2 separate regions of the Homo sapiens genome follow, and region 1 is linked to region 2. The links are chromatin loops, found by intact Hi-C in ENCODE. Cell type or tissue: MCF 10A. All regions are shown on one strand. Links, peaks and the distances in the headings refer to the core of each region. The heading gives the core; the rest is flanking DNA. Region 1 overlaps WAKMAR2 (wound and keratinocyte migration associated lncRNA 2). Region 2 overlaps LINC02539 (long intergenic non-protein coding RNA 2539).

Region 1 (10,910 bases), core at 919-8,918, 100 kb before region 2:
TTTACCTAGCCATGGCTATCTACTAATTCGTACCTCAAGGAAGAACATCTGGAATACAAAAAAAAATCTTTTCAAATCATTTTATTGTTTTCCTTCTTATTAGAGAAATTCATTAGAAACCCAATATATTTTTCTGATTACAATACAATTACTCTCTCACTGTACAACTACAATAGTATAGCAATAGAGTGTTGTGTATTAAATAGGCTTAGGTTTGGGGAAACCTAACAACCTTTAATAATTTTATTTTTATAGGAAGCTATATTTTGGTTTTCAAATAGCCAAATGTATGCAAGCTTTTGAAACATAATTACAGATATTATGATTTAAACTTTCTAACACACATGTATATATACACATACTTATGGACAAAGTTTGAATGGAAACATGGAAAAAGGAAAACTGTCAATGTGCAAAGTGGTGAAAAAATGTTCCCTTAATAATGTTATTATATTAATTTATGCAATTAAAAATTACCTTAGCAAGAGATAACTGTGAAAAAATTGTCATCTCCTTCATCTCCTCCCTAAAGGTCGCCCTTCTCCATAATCAGGATATGCTTTTCTATGTTCTCATAACATCTTATATACAAATCTTAATATAATAGTTACTTTGGAGCATAATGTATAGTTATTTGCTTATGTGTCTATTTTTCCAATTAACTGTAATTTATTTACGGACGGGGATTATCTCTTGTTAGTGTCTGTACACTATACTAGTTCAATTACACAGCGGCATGCGGTAGGTATTTAGCAAATTGTTGAATGAATGAAAAATGAATGAGTAGGTATATTTCTTCATGTGGTATAGTGGAAGTAACACATTCATATACTCAGCCGGTTAGGATACAAATACATGAATATCATCTACAAAACTTGAAAACTTTGATCAAAGCAGAAAATAACGTTTTTTGAAGTAGAAATGTGCAAATAATTTCTAAGTACATCTGGAGGAAGTGTGAACAAGAGATTTGGGGTTTTGTTCCTTTGGTATATTCCCTGACTTTAGGCCTCAGATGTTTTCACTTCCTCAAGTTTTTGTTTTTGTTCTTTTTTTCTTTTTCAGCTTTTCCTGATAAAACTATTTCCTTTCTCCAAGGTTTTAAAGGTTTTGACCTGAACATGTATTACCCGAACCATGAGGACTCTGATGGAAGAGTTATCAATGATGACGACTTGGGTGGAAATGGTCTAGAGATTCAGGCAGATATGGCTGCATCACCATCCTATAAGGGAAGAGATAAGACTCCTAGAGGGAAAAAATGTAGGGTAATAGGGTTTGGGACTGAAGAAAGGACCACTGAAAATGTCCATGGTAAAAAGATCTTAATTAAGCAAATGAAATATTATGAACAGAGCAACGTGAATCAGTTAGTTCAGTATTTCCTAAACCTGCTTGATAACAAGGATCACCAGGAGGTGATTACTTGTTAACAATACAGATTTCCACTCTTCTTTCAGATCAGAATTGTCAGCACAGAGGCCTGGAAATCAGTACATTTAACACATAGTTTCTGGTGATTCGTATAAGCAAGCAAGTTTAGAAAATTTAAATTCATTCATTTTAATTTCTTGATGTCCAATTTAGAAGGTAAAGTCCGCAAATCCTCACACCCATATACCTACATCTACATCTGTGCCTATAGAGCCTGCCTTCCTTCCTTCCTTCCTTCCTTCCTTCCTTCCTTCCTTCCTTCCTTCCTTCCCTCCCTCCTGCCTCCCTTCCTTCCCTCCCTCCCTCCCTCCCTCCCTCTCTTCCGGCATATTCACTAAATGTGAATGTCTGTGATGCGAATAAGATTGCTCATCATTGTGGAGGGAGTTAAAGGAACTACAAAATGCAATCCCAAACTCTACAGGCTACTACTTGATGCAGTTTACAAATTTGCAGACTTTTATTGCTGATTTGAGTGTTTTACCTAACTGCATAATCAGGTATGGTGTATGTGTGTGTGTGTGTGTGTGTGTGTGTGTGTTGTTTTGTTTGCTTGCTTTTTAAACCCTGCTGTAGTTTGGATATGGTTTGTTTGTCCCTATCAAATCTCATGTCGAAATTTGATTCCCAAAGTGGTAGTGTTGAGATGTGGGGCCTGGTGGGAGGAGCTTATGTCATGGGGTAGACCCATTGTGAATGGCTTGGTTCTTGTATTAGTCTCTTCTTATGCTGCTAATAAAGATATACCCAAGGCCGGGTGCAGTGGCTCATGCCTGTAATCCCAACAGTTTGGAATGCCAAGGCGGGCGGATCACCTGAGGTCGGGAGTTTGAGACCAGCTTGACCAACATGGAGAAACCCAATCTCTACTAAAAATACAAAAAATTAGCCAAGTATGGTGGCACATGCCTGTAATCCTAGCTACTCTGGAGGCCAAGGCAGGAGAATTGCTTGAACCTGGGAGGTGGGGGTTGAGGTGAACAGAGATCGTGCCATTGCACTCCAGCCTGGACAACAAGAGTGAGACTCCATCTCAAAAAAAAAAAAAAAAAAAAAAAAAAAAAAAAAAAAAAAGACATACCTGAGACTGGGTAATTTCTAAAGGGAAGAAGTTTAATTGGCTCACAGTTCCACATGGCTGGAGAGGCCTCAGAATCCCGGCAGAAGGTAAATGAGGAACAAAGTCAGGTCTTACATGGTGGCAGGCAAGAGGGCATGTGCAGAGGAACTTCTCTTTATAAAACTATCAGATCTCATGAGACTTATTCACTATCACGAGAACAGCACGGGGAAGACCCACCCCCATGATTCAGTTGCCCCCCACCGGTCCCTTCTATGACGTGAGAATTATGGGAGCTACAATGCAAGATGAAATTTGGATAGGGACACAGTCAAACCATATCAGTTCTGTTTTCAAGGAATTGAGTGAACTCTTGCTCTCCTGAGACTGGATTGGTTCTGCGGGGAATGGATTAGTTCCTGAGGGCAGGGTTGTTATAAAGCCAGGACACCCCTTGGGTTTTGACCCTCTTTGCACGTGTCTACTTGCCCTTTAGTCTTTTCCACCATATTTTGATGCAGCACACAAGCCCTCACCAGAAGCTAAGCAGATGCCGGCACCTTGCTTCTTGTACAGCCTGCAGAACATGAGCTAAATAAATCTCTTTTAAAAAATAAATTACCCAGTCTTAGATATGCCTTTATAGTAACACAAAACATACTAAGTCAAATAGCAATTGAATAATGTTGGATAATCAAGCTGAATCATTAAATCTCTTTAAAAAGTCCCCAATTCTTTTCCACTTGGGAATTTTGAATCTGGAAAGTTTGAGTATTTTATATATGATCATGCCTTTTCTAAAAAAACTGTTTCTGCAAACTCCAACACTATTTTCACTCTGTGCATTCAGTGTGCTAAGGGAGCATCTTGGAAATCTTTTGCTTGAATTAGCTATAACTTTAGCCTCTGCCGATATTCTGACCAGCAGCCTTTTCATTTTTCAGCCCTTTTTTGATCCAATCAGTCTCTTACTTTTTGAAATTTAAGTTTCTGGGTTGCAAATAAGTAATTTGTATTTTCCAGGATGTTCACATTGTACTTGTAGCATCATTAATAAATGAATACATGCCTCTCCTTGCAATAGATTAAGAGAAAATAAATACAACACTACAAATGGAAGCCTGTAGTAAGGAAGTCTATTGAACTTGAATTGTGTGAGGTCTTCATGTGCCCCTGGATCCTCCCTCATTTATTTATTCTGAGGACAGAGCTAAGCACTAGCAGGTAGTAATACTTAACAACTCTGATTAGTATTCAAAGGTTTGTGAATTTAGTATGAACTCCTCCACTGAATAGTAAGCTTCTTCAAGGGAAAGACCTGGCCTTACTCACTCCCCAATACTTGTCAACAGAGGGTGGCCCATAGTAGGTACACATAAATGTTTGTTGGACTTCAATTTGATTAAGAGATTCCTAGGAATAATTGTTTTCTCTGGGTATGAGCCAAAAATTGAGGTAATTGGTCCTTAGGTGAGTTATAATTTATTCTCTCTTTCCGCCCTTCCAATACATTGGTGAAAAGCAATAATAACAAGTCTTTGGTTAGCAAGTTTTTCATAGAATTAATCCAGTTTACCTCTTGTAAAACTTTTGTCTCTCTCCATGCATCTTTTCCTAATATAGTAAATAATGCATTTCAGAGAGCGTTTTCTTGACTTGGTTTTACTATTAGTTAATTCTTTTAAAATGTCCCATTTTCACTATCAGAAGTTGCTCATTTCTTGTTGGGAGCTGTGGTTTATTGAGGAGGGGGAGTTCCTTTACAGCTAGTAATACTTTGGAATCCCCAGGGATGGTCCATGACAAAAGAGATTAGAATTCTGAAGCAACACCCTTCAAACCACAAGTAGTCCGTCTATCATCTGAGTCACAGTCATCAACCAGGTCAGACTGAACATAAAAACGGGGGAGAAAAGGAAGAAATCCTCCTAAAAGCACATTGTACCTGGTAAAAAATTATTGTCATGCTTTAGAATTTTGAGAATCAACCCACTGAAACATTTTATACTTAAAATTCCAAAGAGATTGCCATATCAAGTCCCTACCATAAACTTTCCTGCATTATATTAAGTATTTTTGGGTTTATTTATTTTGTTGAACACCTATTCTTTAAGTTGGTTTATAACTTCCTTGGTGGGTATTTTTTTTTCTGAAGAAATGTTTCTAACATCTCAAGATTCATATTACTTAAGGTACTTTTTATAGGTATCTACATTCTAATGAAATACAAAGAATAGAATTTATCTGAAAAAAACATAAGCCATCAAATCGTTTTGTCAGAGCTGATCTATATGGGTGATAGGTCTGAATATGCTTATAGATCACAGCTATGCACCTTAATCATTGAAGGGGTCCTGGAAGGGGAATTTATGTTATCACAGAGAGCAATAAAAGCCAGGGGACAATCAAATGAAAATCCTTTTCCTTTCATAAATAACTTAATAATTAGCATTTATGAGAATAACTGAGTAATTCTGGCTATTAACCAAACCTTTTTTTATCGTGTTTTATGGCCCAGGCTTGGCTGACAAGTTGCCTAACCATGAGTGTATATATATATTTTTTTTTTCTGCTGTCACTACCACCTGTTTTAGACTTTGCTTTCATTTTTTTTTTTTTTTGGTGTTATCTTTTGCTCTCACAGGCAAAAAAATGCTTAATTTGTAGGAAATACAATTTCTTGCAAATAAAAAATAAAATTCAGGTTCATGAGCCCTGAATTTATATGCCAACTTTAGAGCTTTTTAGCAGTGGGATTTGGGCTACTTACTTAACAGACTCCCTCCCTCTGCTCCCCCTCCTCACAAAGTCATCCTTACATCTAAAATGCAGGTAATTAGACTGACCACCTAGAGTTGTAATGGGCAGATGTGAAAACATAATGCTAAGTTTCCAGCATCATGGTAAATGAACAAATGGTAATGTCCTCCAGTAGAAAGTCAATATGGCCTACAAGAAAGGGCAGGGGGAAGGGGCTCCCAAGACCCACATTGAAGTCCTGGCTCTAGCACTTACTAGCTGCCCAGGTTGGGAATTCTCCTAAACCTTCTCTGCATCTCAGTTTCTTCATTTGTAAAATGGGCAGAATATTCCTTAATCTACCTCTCTAAGTGGCTTAAAGGAAATAACTTTGTGAAACTGCCTTATAAAAATGATGAGATATTAAAATATTAATAATATGATGACAAAGTTTTTGGAGTTAATTTTTTCCCTCTGGGGAACAGTATTTTTTCAATGATAGTTCAATGGTTCCCTTTTGCTGAAGGTAGTGGCATTTCTCTTTTTTTTTTTTTTTCTGAATGACTCAGTTGGCACTTGTTATGAGCTATCTTGTAGGTTTTCTTTTCTTTTTTTTTTTTTTGGCACCTCAACTCTGTTTTAATCTTTTCAAGAGTAAAGACTCAATTTTAAACCTTGTGGGCTGCATGCTGAGATCTCTTAGGTGGGGCTGAAGGGGAAATCCTCCCTGGGGCACCATACTTAGTGTGAGAAGGGCCAGGGTTGTGGAGTGGAGCAGAGATGGCCTTCAGAGAGAAGAGGAAAGAAAAACAGGAACTTTGATGACATGGAGAAATTCTGAGATGCAGGGGAATATTGAGGGGCTTCCATGGACTTGCCTTGATCTTAGTAAGAAAGAAGGCCAATAAGATGAGGGAAAGAGAGTGGAAGGGAGTTGGGATCTTAGGGGCTGTATATCAAAGTGTCATGTTAACAGGATAACTAGCATATAGCTGACACTAAAAAAGTTTCGTAACTTTGAGATGAGTAGAAAATATTATTTTGTTATTTCATTATTCATGTCATATAATATTAGCATAGATAATAACATATATAATAATAGTAACAGCATGTATTAGGTACTTATGTCATATGTTTTGAACTTTACGCCTATCCTTTGATTTAATACTGAGAACAGCCTTACTAAGTAGATGCTATGATTATCTTTATTTTAAAGATGTGAAAACTGAAACTTTGGAAGGAAGTTCTGAAACACTATTGTGGGGCATAGAGTATCAAGTTTAGTAAGGAAAAGAAAAATGATTATAAGAGAGAATCGAGGGTCCAACTGAAGATGGATGGCATGAGTTTAAGACAAAACTCTCAGCACAATTCCATGTTTACCTCAGCCATGTTCTGCAACTTGGAGCAGTTGGTTGAGCTGACTGAGACTTCGAATACAATGGTTAGGAAAACAGTAACCTCTTTGCGTTCCACGTTGGACTTAATGACTATGAGTCATGTCATATATAGGAGGCAAGTTTTTCAGTGGAGATAGGAACAACTGAAATATGTTCTTCAGCCTAGTGGAGACAAGTAATTGTCATTGGCTGGTGAGTGTTTCAGATACTTCAAAGCATGGGTTGTGCTTCACCCCACCCTCTCTAGCTAAACTCCTTGGCTAATGGCCTGCATGATCTTAACTTCATTCCGGAAATACTGGTTAAGAGGATTTGGGACAGGCCATTTGGAGGCTGGTGAACCTGACAACTTACACAACCTACATTTGCAAAGCCCAGTTATTTTCTGACTAATGGGTCAGAAAGAGGGGGCAGAAGAGGAGAGAGAAATCTTCACCAAACAAACAGCCAGGCCATCTGGGTGGAGTTGCTTAAGGCAGTCACAAAAAAATGATCACATCATTTACCTCTCATTTAACAAGGGCAGAGCAGGGATACTAGCTGTGAGACACTTCTGCTCCGGGAAAGGTAGGAGCATTTGTACAATCTTTCCAGTATAGGGGAAGGGGGACATGGGAGTAGAAGTTGGATTGTTGAGTCACGAAGCAAATAGGTGTCTTTTTATTCTAATTAACTTGAGAAAGAAAGAATTTGGTATTATATCAACCCAGCACTTAAACTTTTTACCTTCATTGTATAAAAACTGTTTGTGAAAATTGTGCCACTATGACTTACTTTTTGATACGGATAATGGAGCATTCTCTAAAGGGAGCAGATGGAATGATGAGGAGGTTCAGAGTAGTGTCAATCATCAGGAAAGAGGGTGGCCCTGTTGGCCTGGGGGTGAGGGGAGAGGCTCTGACAAAGGTGCTCAGTCCCCAGCCAGGCTGCATGTGGTTCTTGTCTACCTGGGTCCACCTGAAAAGACACTACCAGATTGATTTGGGGTGTATCCTGGGCAGTGAGACTTTTGAAAGTGCATTGGTTGATTCTAATGCACAATCCAGTTGAGAACCACTGTTGAGGGAGCAGGGTGCCTGAATCATGAAATAAAAAGAGGCTTTTTATGGGAAAGGCTCTCTATCTCTCTTCTTTAACACCAGGAAAGGAGCTGTATTAGTGATAGGAAGTGATGGGGAAGCCAATGGGGGCTCAAAAGAAAGAAAGCTTTGATGCTTGGTACTGAAATGGAAGTGGCGTGGTAAGTGGAGGAGCCCCTGATGCTGGAAATGATCAAGGAGAAGGTGGACAACCATTGACTGGGAAGGCTGAACTAGCCCAGTGATGGCTAGATAGTGTCAGGAGGACCAGAAGCAACCTCAAGTCCCTTCCCCTTCACTCAGGGCAGCTCAGTTTTCTCTCTTTTTCTGTATTGGTTTGGGTTTCCCCATAAAGATTTCCTTTGAAGAAAGAGTCTGCTCAAAAAAACTTTTAAAACCACATAACTAGTTGACCTTTATGGCTATTACCAATCTGAAGTTCTGTAGCATTAAATCTTCTTTGATGTTTTCTAAGAAACCAGGCTACTGATTGATCCATTCTTCCAAAGGCCAAGGGGGAAAGGAAGGAGAGCTTACAAGGGTGGAAAGCATGAGTAGAAGAGGGGAGACTTCTCTTAGCTGAGGGCCAGGGCAGGAGCCCTTAACCCTGTCTAGGCTTGGAACCACCTGGGAACTTTTCAGTAAGACACCCTCCCAAAGCAGTGATATCAGTCTCTGGGGATGGTGCCTGGGCGTGGGTATTCATGAAATGCAGCAGAGTTGAGAACCACTGGCTTAATAGATGGGCACTGAGGAGAACTCTTTTTATACATTGAGGCCAAACATGTTAGACAACCACGAACACGGCAGTTCTTAAACTTCAGCTGCATCAGAATCACCTAGGCTTGTTCAGACAGATCACTGGGCTCCACCCCCAGAGTTTCTGATTTAGTAGGCCTGTGATAAAGCCAAGAATTTGCATTTTTAACAAGTTCCAGGTGATGCTGACACTGCTGATCTGGGGGACCACACTTTGAGAACCACTGCTTTAACAATAGGAATTTACTTTTGACCTTAAAAACAACTCCCTAACATTGGCAAGCGATTGATAGTGTGCACCCTTGATGATATGATATAATGAGAATGGCACTTTGCCTCTGTGGTCTCCCTCCCATTAAATGCATTAACTCAGTCTAATCATGAGTAAAACATCAGACAAAACCCAATGGAAGGACATTCTACAACATACCTGACCAGTAATCCTCAAAACTATCAAGGTCAGCAAAGCCAAGGAAAGTCTAAGAAACTGCCACAGCTAAGAGGAGCCTAAGGAGACATGACTACTAAATACAATGTGGTATCCTGCATGGAATCCTGGAATAGAAAAAGCACATTAGGGGCAGGGCACGGTGACTCACACCTGTAATCCCAGCACTTTAGGAGGCTGAGGCAAGCAGATCACTTGAGGTAAGGAGTTTGAAACCAGCCTGGCCAAGATGGTGAAACCCCATCTCTGCTAAAAATACGAAAATTAGCTGGGTGTATTGGCGGGCGCCTGTGATCCCAGCTACTTGGGAGGCTGAGGCAGAAGAATCACTTAAACCCAGGAGGTGGAGGCTGCAGTGAGCCGAGATCGTGCCACTGCACTCCAGCCTGGGCAACAGAGTGAGACTCCATCTCAAAAAAGAAAAAGGAAAAAAGACATTAGGGAAAAGCTGAGGAAATAATGTATCAATACTGATTCATTGGTCATGACAAAGGTACCATATTAATGTAATATGTTAACAATAGGGGAAACTCAGTATTAGGTAGGGAGCGCTCTGTACCATTACTGCACTAATTACATTACTGCACTAATTACATTAATTCTGTAATTTTAAAACCATTCTAAGATAAGCAGTTTATTTGAAAAAAAAAAAAAAAAAAAAAAAAAAAAAAGAACTTCCTGACTGCTGAAATACAGACCGTTCCTGATTGTGGTTATGGAGGAGGTGTCTTCAAAAGCATCAAGGAAAAAATATCAAATAATTGTATTTGTTTGACTGAAGACTTATCTGGATACAGGAGGTGAGTTACATAACATACCTTTATCTCTTTTTCTATGTGCTTGTGTGACTCAGATGATTGTGTGACTTTGAAATAATTTTTAAGGGCTATACTTTATATATACATATAGCATATAGATATTATACATAATACAAATATAATATACATATGTATATCAGCATACTTACAGCTGGTATGAAAGATAAGGTAGCTAGCTGATGCCTCTCAGTTTATTAGGATGCAGCCATGCAGTGGGAATACAATTTTAATTAGAAAAGGTACCTGCTGTAATGACTTAATATTCTTGGTAGAAATTTTCAACCTTTTGATTAGGCCTATCTGGAAACCATCACAATGGTGGTCTTTCTTTCTCTCTCTTCTTTTGTTTTGCAGTTCCAAGAGAACCTGCTTCAGGTGGTCTAAATGAAATAGAGTCCAAGTCCCATGCTTACGTAATATTTAGCTGCTGGTTTATAGTTATGGATGACCTTATTTCATTGGCTTCAAGAGTGCATTTCATAAAATTCCTCACTTATTGATTCAGGTTTTTTTGTTTTGTTTTGTTTTGTTTTGTTTTGTTTTTGAGACGAAGTCTTGCTCTGTCGCCCAGGCTGGGGTGCAGTGGCACAATCTCGGCTCACTGCAAGCTCCGCCTCCCGGGTTCACGCCATTCTCCTGCCTCAGCCTCCCGAGTAGCTGGGACTACAGGCACCTGCCACCATGCGGGGCTAATTTTTTGTATTTTTAGTAGAGACCGGGTTTCACCATGTTAGCCAGGATGGTCTCAATCTCCTGTCCTTGTGATCCGCCCGCCTTGGGCTCCCAAAGTGCTGGGATTACAGGCATGAGCCACCGTGCCTGGCCTGATTCAAGTTTGAATATATCCGTGGAGCACTGTGTGCTCACGGCAGATGAGGGTAGAGGTGAGAAGACCCAACAACTCTTTGGATATCCACGTGTTAACCAGCCAGGCATTTACATTGTTTCCCTAACTTGGCTTCAGTTCCCCTCAGCCTTTTGAGTGTTGGTCGCTGATCGTGGTTATGGAGGAGGTGTCTTCAAAAGCATCAAGGAAAAAATATCAAATATTTTGATATTTGATATCAAATATCAAAATTTGCCATGGTGCCCAGCATGGTTCAAGATCATAAGTGTCAAGCACATCAGGTAAGGAAGATAATAATAATTCAAGGGCAAATGAATTGCCCCATG
Region 2 (10,910 bases), core at 1,908-9,907:
TCACAATGATGTTCTCATCACGATTTGCTGAAAAACAGTTTGTAAGGGCTGATAGGAGGGGACTACTTCTCTCTCCAGCCGTGAGAACCCCAGAAGCCTTTATTTACAACCCTGGAGGGAAAAGTGATAAACCCATCACAAGGAGGAAGTAGGGAAGAGAGCTGGAGGGGGAAAGCAGTCATTCATATTTGATTTCTTCCACGTAATTGTTCCTCTACCATGACCCATAGAGCCAGGAGGAAGTGTGGAGGAGACAGAGATGAGTTACCAATGTATTTGAACAAACTGAAATGCACAGTTCCCTGTCCTTTCTGTCTCCCGTTATTACCCCAGTGTTCCCAATTGTGCAACAGCGTGACCTTACATCAGACAGAAAAAAGAGGGAGTTTGGCAATAACGTGAGAAAAGCTTCTGATGCAAACATAATTCCTTTTGCTTTACAGAAACATATAAATTATGTACAAAAATTATTTATGCTCTAACTTGAGCATTCAGTTCCATTGATACACAGTATATGCTACCAACGTCTGCTAAAAAATAAGATTTTGCAGGCTTTCTAAGCTTGTTTAATAATGAGGAAGATGGTAAGGCTTGGCTTTTCCCTGTAAGAATGCTGAAACAGGTTCGGATAAAAAACAAACCAACACAAATCAAACAACTTTCTCTTTCCTCTGTGTTTCTCCTCTTCCACAGCTTTGGATTCTTCCAGAATACTTGTTACCTCAGATTAGGGTGGGATGCCTTTGAGATAGCCCCACACGGGGTAAACTAAGCTTTTGATGGTTTTATATAGCAGGCCCTGGGCTAGCTGTTTGCATGCATGATCTCATGATTGCCATGCAAATATTTATATGCGATGAAGTCTCCTTGATTGGAGCCATACTCTTATCTTCTTGTCCATCTCTCCCTAATTATGATGTGTCATGGGAATTTTGCAACTAATTCAGAATTTTTTTCAGAGGGAACCTGGGTTCTGCATATGCTCTTTGTGGATAAATTCTCCCTGAAATTCCAGAAAGTCCAAAATTGAATTGCCTGGTATATGGTTGCCTTGGCATATGATCTGTGAACAAACTGGTTTTATCTGGTGTGTTGTTTAGAGTGTCAATGAGGTTGTATAGTAGGTAGCAGATGTAGGAAGAAGGCAATTTGATGAATGGCAGCTATAAAATGAAACAAGGAAGGAACATCACTAAATTTGTGTTCAACTTACTTCTGCCATTTGAGGGGCCCTAGGTTGGAAGTGACAACAAACTGATAGGGTCAAGGAAATGGATTGCTAAGTTTAGAAGTGTCGGCCGGGCACAGTGGCTCATGCCTGTAATCCAAGCACTTTGGGAGGCCAAGGCGGGCGGATCATGAGGTCAGGAGATCGAGACCATCCTGGCTAACACGGTGAAACCCCGTCTCTACTAAAAATACAAAAAATTAGCCGGGCGAGGTGATGGGCGCCTGTAGTCCCAGCTACTCGGGAGGCTGAGGCAGGAGAATGGCGTGATCCTGGGAGGCAGAGTTTCCAGTGAGCCGAGATCGTGCCACTGCACTCCAGCCTCGGTGACAGAGCAAGACTCCATCTCAAAAAAAAAAAAAAAAGTGTCAAGGTTGACTAGAGTTCTTTCTGAATAAAAAAAGCTTTACCACACCATCAGCATTGACTGAAAGTGGAAAAGAGACAGAATTGGACAAGTGCCCAGAGAAAAATGGATTTTGTACATACTTTACAAGCTAATATAGACCATTCCTTGCAAAACCCCTCCTTTGAGAAGAATCACACATGCTCCTCCATCCCCCTGATTTGATTTATTTGTATTGTCTTAACAATTTCTCTTTCTTTCTTCCTTTCTTGCTCGCTCATTTGCTTGCTTGCTTGCTTTCTTCCCTTCTTTTTCTTCTTTTTCTTTCTTTTCTTTTCTTTTTTTTTTTTTTTTTTTTTTTGACTGGGTCTCACTCACTCTGTCGCCCAGGCTGGAGTGCAGTGGTGTGATCTCAGCTCACTGCAACTTCCGCTTCCTGGGTTCAAGCAATTCTCTTGCCTCAGCCTCCAGAGTAGCTGGGACTACAGGCACGTAACACCAAGCCTGGCTAATTTTTGTAGTTTTAGTAGAGACAGGGTTTCACCATCTTGGCCAGGCTGGTCTCGAACTCCTGACCTCAGGTGATCTGCCGGCCTTGGCCTCCCAAAGTGCTGGGATTACAGGTGTGAACCACCGTGCCCAGCCTTGTTTAACAATTTCATGATGCATGTTATTTCTTATTACAATGTGTTCCCCGCCCCTTTATTTCTCTTGCGGAGTCCAATATGAAGAATTGAAAAGAAATGTGATATCTCAACTTTTCATTAAGTCTCAATCCTAATGCCCTGTTTTTTGTTTGTTTGTTTGTTTGTTTAAAGCTATGAAAACAAAAAGTACCAAGTCTGTGCCAGGTTCTTTTTCATTTTGTTTTGTGTCTGTGTGTGTGTGTGTATGTGTGTGTGTGTGTGTGTCATAATAATGAGTGACTTCATATGAGCTTCCAGATTCACTGGTTCTGGCAGAAAGATATTTGTACAGCTGTTTCACAAGCTCTCTCCTGATTAGCCGAGGTAGGGCATCCAATCTACAGTTGTGGAAAAACAACATTAGCTGAAATAGACATAACACCTACAATTTTTTTTAGTGTTGTTGCTTTCCCCAAATGCTTGTTCAGCTCTTAGTTATCTTTCAAAACTGCTCAGGCGTTGCCTTCTCAAGGAGCCTTCTTTAGCCACACTTCTTACTCCCTCTCCTCCCCTAATGCCTCATTTTTCTTGTACTATTTCTAGACTTTGCATATTTCTACATTGAAACCGTCCTCTGCATTCTGTTTGTCTACCTCTCCTACCAGTATGTGAATATCTAGAGAGAATAGATGTGATTTTGCTGGTAGCCCTCCACCTAACAATGAATGGCAAAGAGTAGAAGCCAAATAAGTGGACTTTTACTGGACCTGACTGCAGTCATTTTTATAGAGTGTACCGGCAGCTCCAGAAGCATACTGTCCTCTTGATGCAGGATATCTGCCATTGATGTTTTATTTGTTTTCTGACTCAGAAAGTTTCTTCAAAGCCAGTTCCGATCTATTATGAAATATCCTTTTTGTGAGCCACTTCCCATTCCATCCCTTAACACAGATATACACATGGCCCAGGCAGAGTGTTTCTTTGTGGGTTCTAGGCAGTGATGGGAAATGAAAATACTACATTGCATGAATTCTAAAACAAAAATTTTTTTCTACTGCTTCTTGAATTGAAATTAGGGAGTATTTCACAATCAATGACATCTTATAATTATGATTAGCAGTGTTTTTTTTTTCTTTTTGAACAGTACCTGAAATAATGTGTCTTATCATTGATGGTATCTTAAGTACTCATAAAAGAAATCTTACTGGTAGCCAGCGCAGCCCTGCCAGGTTATATGTAAATTCGGGATATGTTCCAAGTGCTACATTAAAAATAAACCAAAACAGAAACAGACTTTGTAAAATAGAGTGAAAGAGTGAGCCTTGAAGGATCAGAGGGCAAGTTTCACATGCTATTCATTGTTCTGTCCCTGGCATCTGATCTACTATGCACATGGCACATATTTGTCACTTAAAACACAAAAATAATTGCTAACAGTCTTTGAGTCCTTACTATGCAGAGGTCACTGTGTTTTAAGTATTTTTCATATGTGAGCTCATTTAATTCTCAGGACAACTCTTTGAGTGGGTTCAGTTATGATTCCATTTTTCAGATGCATAAAGTCCAGATGAGGGTAGATAGATGACTTGCTCTGAGTCCCACAGGTAGCAAGTAAATGGCAGAGCCGTGCTGGATCCCAGGGCCATTTGACTTTAAAGACAACGTTCCTATGTTCTGTGCAGCACTTTCTCCCTAATGAATATTTATTTTAAATAAGTGTTATTTCTACTGATTTTGATGGCTATTTGCTTGGGTCCCCCACCCCCAGTTTCCATTAGTCATTAAATGCTTATCTGAGATTAATATTTAGATAAATATTGCTAATTTTTAATAAACAGTTCATTGGAAAATATTTTCTTTATTTAATGTTACAGGCGAAATCCTATCAAAAATAAAACTCCTAGCCAGGTACGGTGGCCCATGCCCGTAATCCCAGCATTTTGGGAGGCCAAAGCGGGAGGAGTGCTTGACTGCAAGAGTTCAAGACCAGCCTGGGAAACATAGCGAGACTCTGTCTCTACAAAAAAATAAAAAATTAGCCAGGTTTGGTTGCACACACCTGTAGTCCCAGCTACTTGAGAGGCTGAGGCAGGAGGAGTGCTTAAGCCCAGGAGGTTGAGGTTGCAATGAGCCCTGACCACACCATTGCACTCCAACCTGTGTGTCAGAGCGAGATCCTGTCTCAAAACAAAACAAAACCAAACAAAAAACTCTTTAAAAAGCCATTTGTGATTATGATGGTGTTGTATTTCATAGAAGAGATGTTGTTGAGATAAATTTTTTTATAAGTAGGAAAAAATGCAATCCCTATTTTGGAGAATTGTCACCCTTGCGTTCCCTGTGAGAAAATAAATGAAGTTCAATGGGCTTTATTAACCTCCTCTATTAGGGCTGAGATGTCTTTTTTTTCTCAACACCAAAAACCTCAGGCATAATCTTAAGAAGTCACTGATGAAATTGCACTTCAGATACAAAAGATTCTGTTAGACCAGTTCACTTTTTTCTCTTTTCATTCATTGCAGAGGGTCAGAACTAGAGGTGGTGGAGTGAACGCCGCACCAGGCAATGGAAGAAGCACTGGCCTAGACCAAGCTTGAGCGTGCACCACTGTCACCTGGAGGGCTTGTTCCAACACGGATGGCTGGACTCACCCCCAGAATTTCAGATTTATTAGGTCTGCACTGGGCCCTGAGAATGTTTATTTAAAACAAATTCCTGGATGCTACTGGTTCAGTTGCCACACTCTGAGACCCGCTGGCTTTGAGCTTAGAAGATGTGGGTTTGATTCCTGGATTCCACAGTTTACTAGCTGTGAGTTAGAGAATTTAAATTACTTACCTGAGTCTTGGTTTCTTATTTGCAAACTGAACTGTAAACTATTTGTTCTACCCATTTTATAAGACTTTTGTAAGGATAAAATAAAAGAATACATATGCAAATTACTGAAAAACCTGTCACTGTTGTTATTACTAGTATTATTGTGAAAGAAGCTGTAGATTTATGTCAGCCCCAGACAGGAGTTGACAGAACCTTCGAGTTGCACAAGGCCTGCTGGAGCACTTCAGAGAATTCCAAATGAATCTTGATTGCATTGTGGAATGTACAGCACTGGGGCCCTGGGGACCAGCATGGAATGTGAGTAAAGACAAGATAGGTTCTATCATCCTCCAGACCTGCAGATGTGTGTTCAAATCCTGACTCCATGGGGCTTGACTCTATCCCATCTGGAAAAATGGAAATAAAAGTGCCTACCTTACTGGTTTATTGTGAGGACTATTTGAGATAATGTATTTAAAGAACTAGCACAGTGCACGGCACATAGTGGGCACTCACTAAATATTAGCTCTTAATATAGTTATGAAAACTAAACCCAATGGGGAGAAAATGCAAGGCCATCTTGGTAATACAACTGTATGTATTATGAGGTAGCCAGGTCTCTCAGCCCAAAAGACCATATTCCAGGGCCAGGCATGGTGGCTCACGCCTGTAATCCCAGCACTTTGGGAGGCTGAGCTGGGTGGATGACTTCAGGCCAGGAGTTCGAGACTAGCCTGGCCAAAATGGCAAAACCCCCATCTTTACTAAAAATGCAAAAATTAGCTGGGTATGGTGGCACACACCTGTGGTCCCAGCTACTCAGGAGGCTGAGGCATGATAATTACTGGAACCTGGGAGGTGAAGGTTGCAGTAAGCTGAGATTTTGCCACTGCACTCTAGCCTGGGTGACAGAGCAAGAAAAAAAAAAAAAGACCATATTCCAGTGCTGCTGCTCTGAGAGAGCAGGAGCAGTTAGACTCACTGACCTCCCACGTTGCTTCCAAATGAGATTTTAATGTCAGCACAAAGCAAACGCATCTAGTCAGTTGCCAGCAACCAGGGCTGTTTTCCCCAGACTTCCCTTATGACTGACAGCTACACCATTCATTTCTTTGCTATGACCTACCTTGTAATTATGAAGCAACACTTTCTGGAATTCCCTAGCAGGCAGAGCACTAACAATAGAAAAATTGAAATTAAATGGAGATCAGTCCACAGAGCTCTTCATTTTCCCTTGGATTATGTGACAGTGGAATCAAGCCTAAACTAGACAATGCATGACAACACAATGAGCTCTGCACTAACAAACGCCAGATAAGCTCCAGCAGTCTGCTTTCGGTGGGTGGAAGTTCCAGGCTTGCAAAACCCTGTAGATAATAGAAGCAACAACTGGAGCACAATTGCTGACCCAGTTGCCAAATCTGATGCCATGTCATGGGGCTGGAATGCAGCTCAGTGCCATGCTGGACAGACTTTTCTCTTATACTACATGCTGATCAGAAGTTATTCACCCGGGCTGCATGTCTTCTTGCACATTACATGAACTAACACTTTGCCCGTTCATCTTGACAGCACAAGAGATACAGATGGGCAGGGTGTCCTTAAACATGCCTGCCTGTTCCTGTGATAGTTAAGTGATTGACTCAACAAAAATGGAAGAGAATTTGCTCAACTTTGATCCTTCTCTCTTCACTGGGTTTATGCAGGCTAGGTGGGTCACAGGACAGGTGAGGAAATGTGAGGGTGAGGCATTTCAATGTTATCTGATAGCACCAGTTGCCTCTCTTGACATTCCTTGCTAGCAAATATGAAAAATGCAATACCCTATATGAATATGCCTAATATGTCATTTTCCCCTAAGAAGGGAGAAGTGAGACTCTAACTATTATTATTAATTTTTCCAATGGAAATCCTCACTATGATTGCAGGATAATGCATCATCCATTTTGTAGACAACTTATTTTTTCTGATTTGATGTAAACTTTTGACTTTCTGCCCTTCTCTGCCCAGTTACTTCTAATTCTGAAGACTTTTTTCTCACATTCTTTCATGGTTTCAGTCTCTGCGGCCCTGACATCCTTTCCATATAATTCACCGCCAGATTTCCTGGTGACTTCCAGATTCGTAATCTTCTGGTGTCTTCCATTTGGATGAGCTCTGTCTCAGCCACTCCCCAGGAGGCCACACCTTATGCTTGGTCACAACTCAGATCGACTCCACTTTCAGGACGGCACATTCGGAAATCCCTTCCTTTTCTGGCTCCCTCCTTCCCTCTTTCTGCTTTGCATTTCATCTTAACTGAGACCTCTACTGCATGACTTTTATCTGGTCACCTACTCCGCCAATGCATTTGGTTTCATTCTTCTGCATCAGTCTGAACTCATTGGTCCATCATTCAGTTCAGGATCACCTACAATCCTCTTCTGTGATCTCTCTCAAATCTGTCTTTCCTTCCATTCCTGCAGGTGCTCTCTAAGACACTTGCAAGGATCTCCCACCCAGTCTCCTTATCTTCCAATCTGCTCTACTCTAATCTATATTAGTTACCCCTTCTAGGAGGATCATCCTGCTTTTAAAATGCCAATAAAGCTTTTCCAACTCTTATCCTCCAAACCCCTTCTACTTCTCCCTCCAAGTCTCGCTCCAGCTCTTTCCTCTCCTTTGAAATGCTCTTTCTCATCTCTGCCTGAAAAATACCATCTGTTCTTTCTAAAGACCATTTCCAATAGCATCTCCAGATTCCTCAAACTTTACTTGACCCCTTCTTGGTGTTATATGTCCATGCTAGCTATAGTGGTTTATATATTTGTTTTATCTTCTCTGCAGTGTGATCAGTGGAAGGTTCATGAGCTCTGGATTTAGAGAGAGATCTGGTTTAAGTTATCAGTATTTACCAGTTGTGTGATCTCAGGCAAGTCACTCCATTTCGCAAAGACTAAATTTCCCCATCTGTATAAAGGGATGATGCTATCTATCTCATGGGATTGTTAGGATTAAATGAGATAAAATAACCGCCATATGAAAGCCACTCAATAAATATCACTTCTTCTCTTTTTCCCCATTCCGTGCATCCTTGAGGTATGAGATTATTTCTACTCATTTTGTTTCCTTGGAAGGGCAGCATTGTTTGGCGCCTAGTAGGCTATTAATAAATAATTACTGTATTCATGTATTCATATCATGTGTCTTTGCTTTCCTGTTAAAAGTTAGAGCTCCCGAGACAATGTATTTTTCATTTGCAGTTCATTTCCTATTTAATTTTGGCAAGTTTAAAGAAGAATATTCTTTATATATTGAGCAGATAGTTAACAGGTAAACCTAGTGCCAACAATTCTGTCTTGTCTATTGAGAAAGACTAGCGGCTATGTGGTCTGTGTCTGGCTTGGAGTTAAGGAGAAGATTTTTTAGTGTGTGTGACAAAAACTCAGTCATAATAGTGATATTTGGGAAGCTCCCTTTTCATCTTATTGAATCAATATGACCCAATAAGATTGTGGCCAATCATGGTCCTCTCCCAGCTTCATAGCCAATAGGAAATGAGCTGGGAGCACTGATTCACATCCTTGTGTGTATGTGTGTGGTGGGGCTTGGTGGGGGGGAAAATGATTCCTGTTACAAAATCTAGTGATACTACAGTATTCCTGGCTAAAGAAGTGCTTCTTTTAGGAAAAGCTAAGCTTCAAGCTAAATATGTTTGTTTAAAGTATCATGATGTACAGCAAAGATTATTGAACTTGGAGTAGTGCAGAGGCTTGGACTCAAATCTCAGCTCCACTACACTATCAGCAGTGGAACCTCATGCATGTTACTTGGACCTCTTTCACTTGTAAAAGGCAAGAACAATACCCACATCACAGATTGTTGTAGGGATGGAAGCCATGCTTATGAATGCACCCTGTAGAGTGCATGGCATTTACAGAGAAAGCAGTTCACAAATGTTAGCTTTGGAATGCCAAAGTGTATAGAGAACTTCTCATAAAAGAAAGATCTAGTTTACTTTGCAGAAATGCAATAGCAGGCATTGTGTTATCATCATCTGTGTGACAGTTTTTGTGTGTCAACTTGGCTAGGCTATGGTGCTCAGATGTTAGGCCAATAGCAGTCTAGAAATGGCTGTGAAGGTATTTTTTAGATATGACTAATAGTTCAATCAGCAGACTAAGCAAAGCAGATTAGTCTCCATAATGATGGTGGGTTTCAGCTAATCAGTTGAAGGCCTTAAAAAGAAAAAAAGAAAAAAATCTGAGGTCCCCTAAGGAGGGGGGACCTCTGCCTCCGGTCTGTCTTCAGACTAGAACTGCAACATCAGTTCTTCTCTGAGTCTCTAGCCTGCTGATCTCCGCAAATTTTGACTTGCCTTCCCCCAAAATTGCACAAGAAAATTCCTTAAAATAAATCCCTATCTACCTATCAATCTGTCTATCCTGTTGGCTCTGTTTCTCTAGAGAACCCTAACTAATACAGCCCGTCTTGCTCACTGGGTGGTAATCGAATGTCAGGAACTGTATCTAACTCATCTTCACATCTCCAGTACCTAGCACAGTGCCAAATCTATAACAAATATTTATGCTTATTGAACTGCAGAGAATAGCAGCTCACATTCAGACACTATCTTATAAAAATGGTACTTGCACAGAAGGTTTAATTAATTCATCCCTCTACCTAGTTATTCATCCATCAAACATTTTGAGGGGAGCTTATTCCATATGACTGTGCTTGACACTGGTGATGCAGAGAGAAAAGACAGAATGCATTCTCACTATTTCATGGTGGCGTGAGGAGACAGTGCGAGTGAATGGGGCAGACGCAGGAAAGGAGGGTGAAGTGAGACACTGGGAATCTGTTTATCCAGGTGAGACAACAGGACAGCCTGACATAAGGGGGGACAATTGGGAAGAAGAGGAAGGGATGGGTTTAGGAGGTAGAAATAATAGGAGGGGAGAAACAAGGAGTGAGGCATCTCCCATGACTGCCTGGTTTCTGGTTAAGGTGTCTGGGAACACAGAGGAGGAACAGAGTTTCTCATCATCTTATCTGATCCTAACATTCCTCAGCATCGTACAACACAACCCCCTCATTTTAGGGATATGGATACAGAAGCTGAGAGAGAGCAGGTCTTTTGCCACCACCCTCATAAGTCAGGAGCTGGCAGAGTGAGTTTTAGAAGCCAAACGCGTGCTGTTTTGCTGAGTGTCCACTGTGGCCCACACAGCGGTGCCTGCCAAGTTCCTTGCACAATGGAAGGAAGGGAAATGAGCTCAAAGAGTCCCTGTTACTTCTGTGTGGTGCGGTTTCACTCTCGTGAGCTGTCGCATCGCTGACCAGCCTGCCATGCTCTCTGAGTGTCAACTGGGACCTGACCCAGCACCGGACTCATTCCATTTGGAAGATGGGTGTAATACCAGGCCTCAGTCCCCCATCTCTACTCCAGCCATGTTCAGCTGTGAGTTTACCATCATAACTTCCTGAATCTCAAGGGACAGCAATCAGATCCTTGCCAGATGGCTAGGCAATGGGATGCAATTTTTACATGAAATCACTGTAGACACTGTGACCAATGGAACTACCATTTTCATGGAGACCAGCTGAGCCCTGCTAACTGAAAATTCAGAGCATCTCCAGCCATTGTATCCAGTTGATGAAGTTGATGCTCTCCAACCATACCACATTATTTTGAATCCAAATTCATAGTTTACTTTCCAGTGTCATCCTGAGGATTGGAGGAAGGCACAGGAAATATCAGCGATTATCCTCCATTATCAGATTATTATATTTTTTTGTGTTAACATTTCTAGCGGTAAAATAGCTTGGAGAGGTTTAAACCATCTCTTAACCCACATTCTTTTGTAATTCTTTTTCAATTTAAAATCGATGATATCAATGGACTTCAATA

What was found. Hi-C counts contacts between places; a loop is a spot of excess contacts. Peaks named below come from ENCODE experiments on the same cell type or tissue, not always from the same donor. Only the 100,000 strongest peaks of a DNase experiment are listed, where the experiment ranks them.
Region 1: a loop joins it to region 2, with 16 times the contacts of the local background. A loop is called at or near these places in 6 of 110 quality-filtered maps.

What each region holds. Positions count from the first base shown.
Region 1 is chr6:137,825,730-137,836,639 of GRCh38, reverse strand. The region is part of intron 3 of WAKMAR2 (wound and keratinocyte migration associated lncRNA 2); the gene reads left to right. Among named protein-coding and RNA genes, the nearest start is that of TNFAIP3, 36 kb to the left of the region's middle. RefSeq lists enhancers at 8,439-8,488, 8,509-8,638. In MCF 10A, for the core only: no CTCF peak of the experiment used is centred there; DNase peaks (open chromatin) are centred at 4,329 and 6,839.
Region 2 is chr6:137,724,410-137,735,319 of GRCh38, reverse strand. LINC02539 (long intergenic non-protein coding RNA 2539) reads left to right here. Exons shown (of 2, transcript NR_121619.1): 2 at 4,723-5,150. Among named protein-coding and RNA genes, the nearest start is that of LINC02539, 9.2 kb to the left of the region's middle. In MCF 10A, for the core only: no CTCF peak of the experiment used is centred there; DNase peaks (open chromatin) are centred at 3,099, 5,239 and 6,389.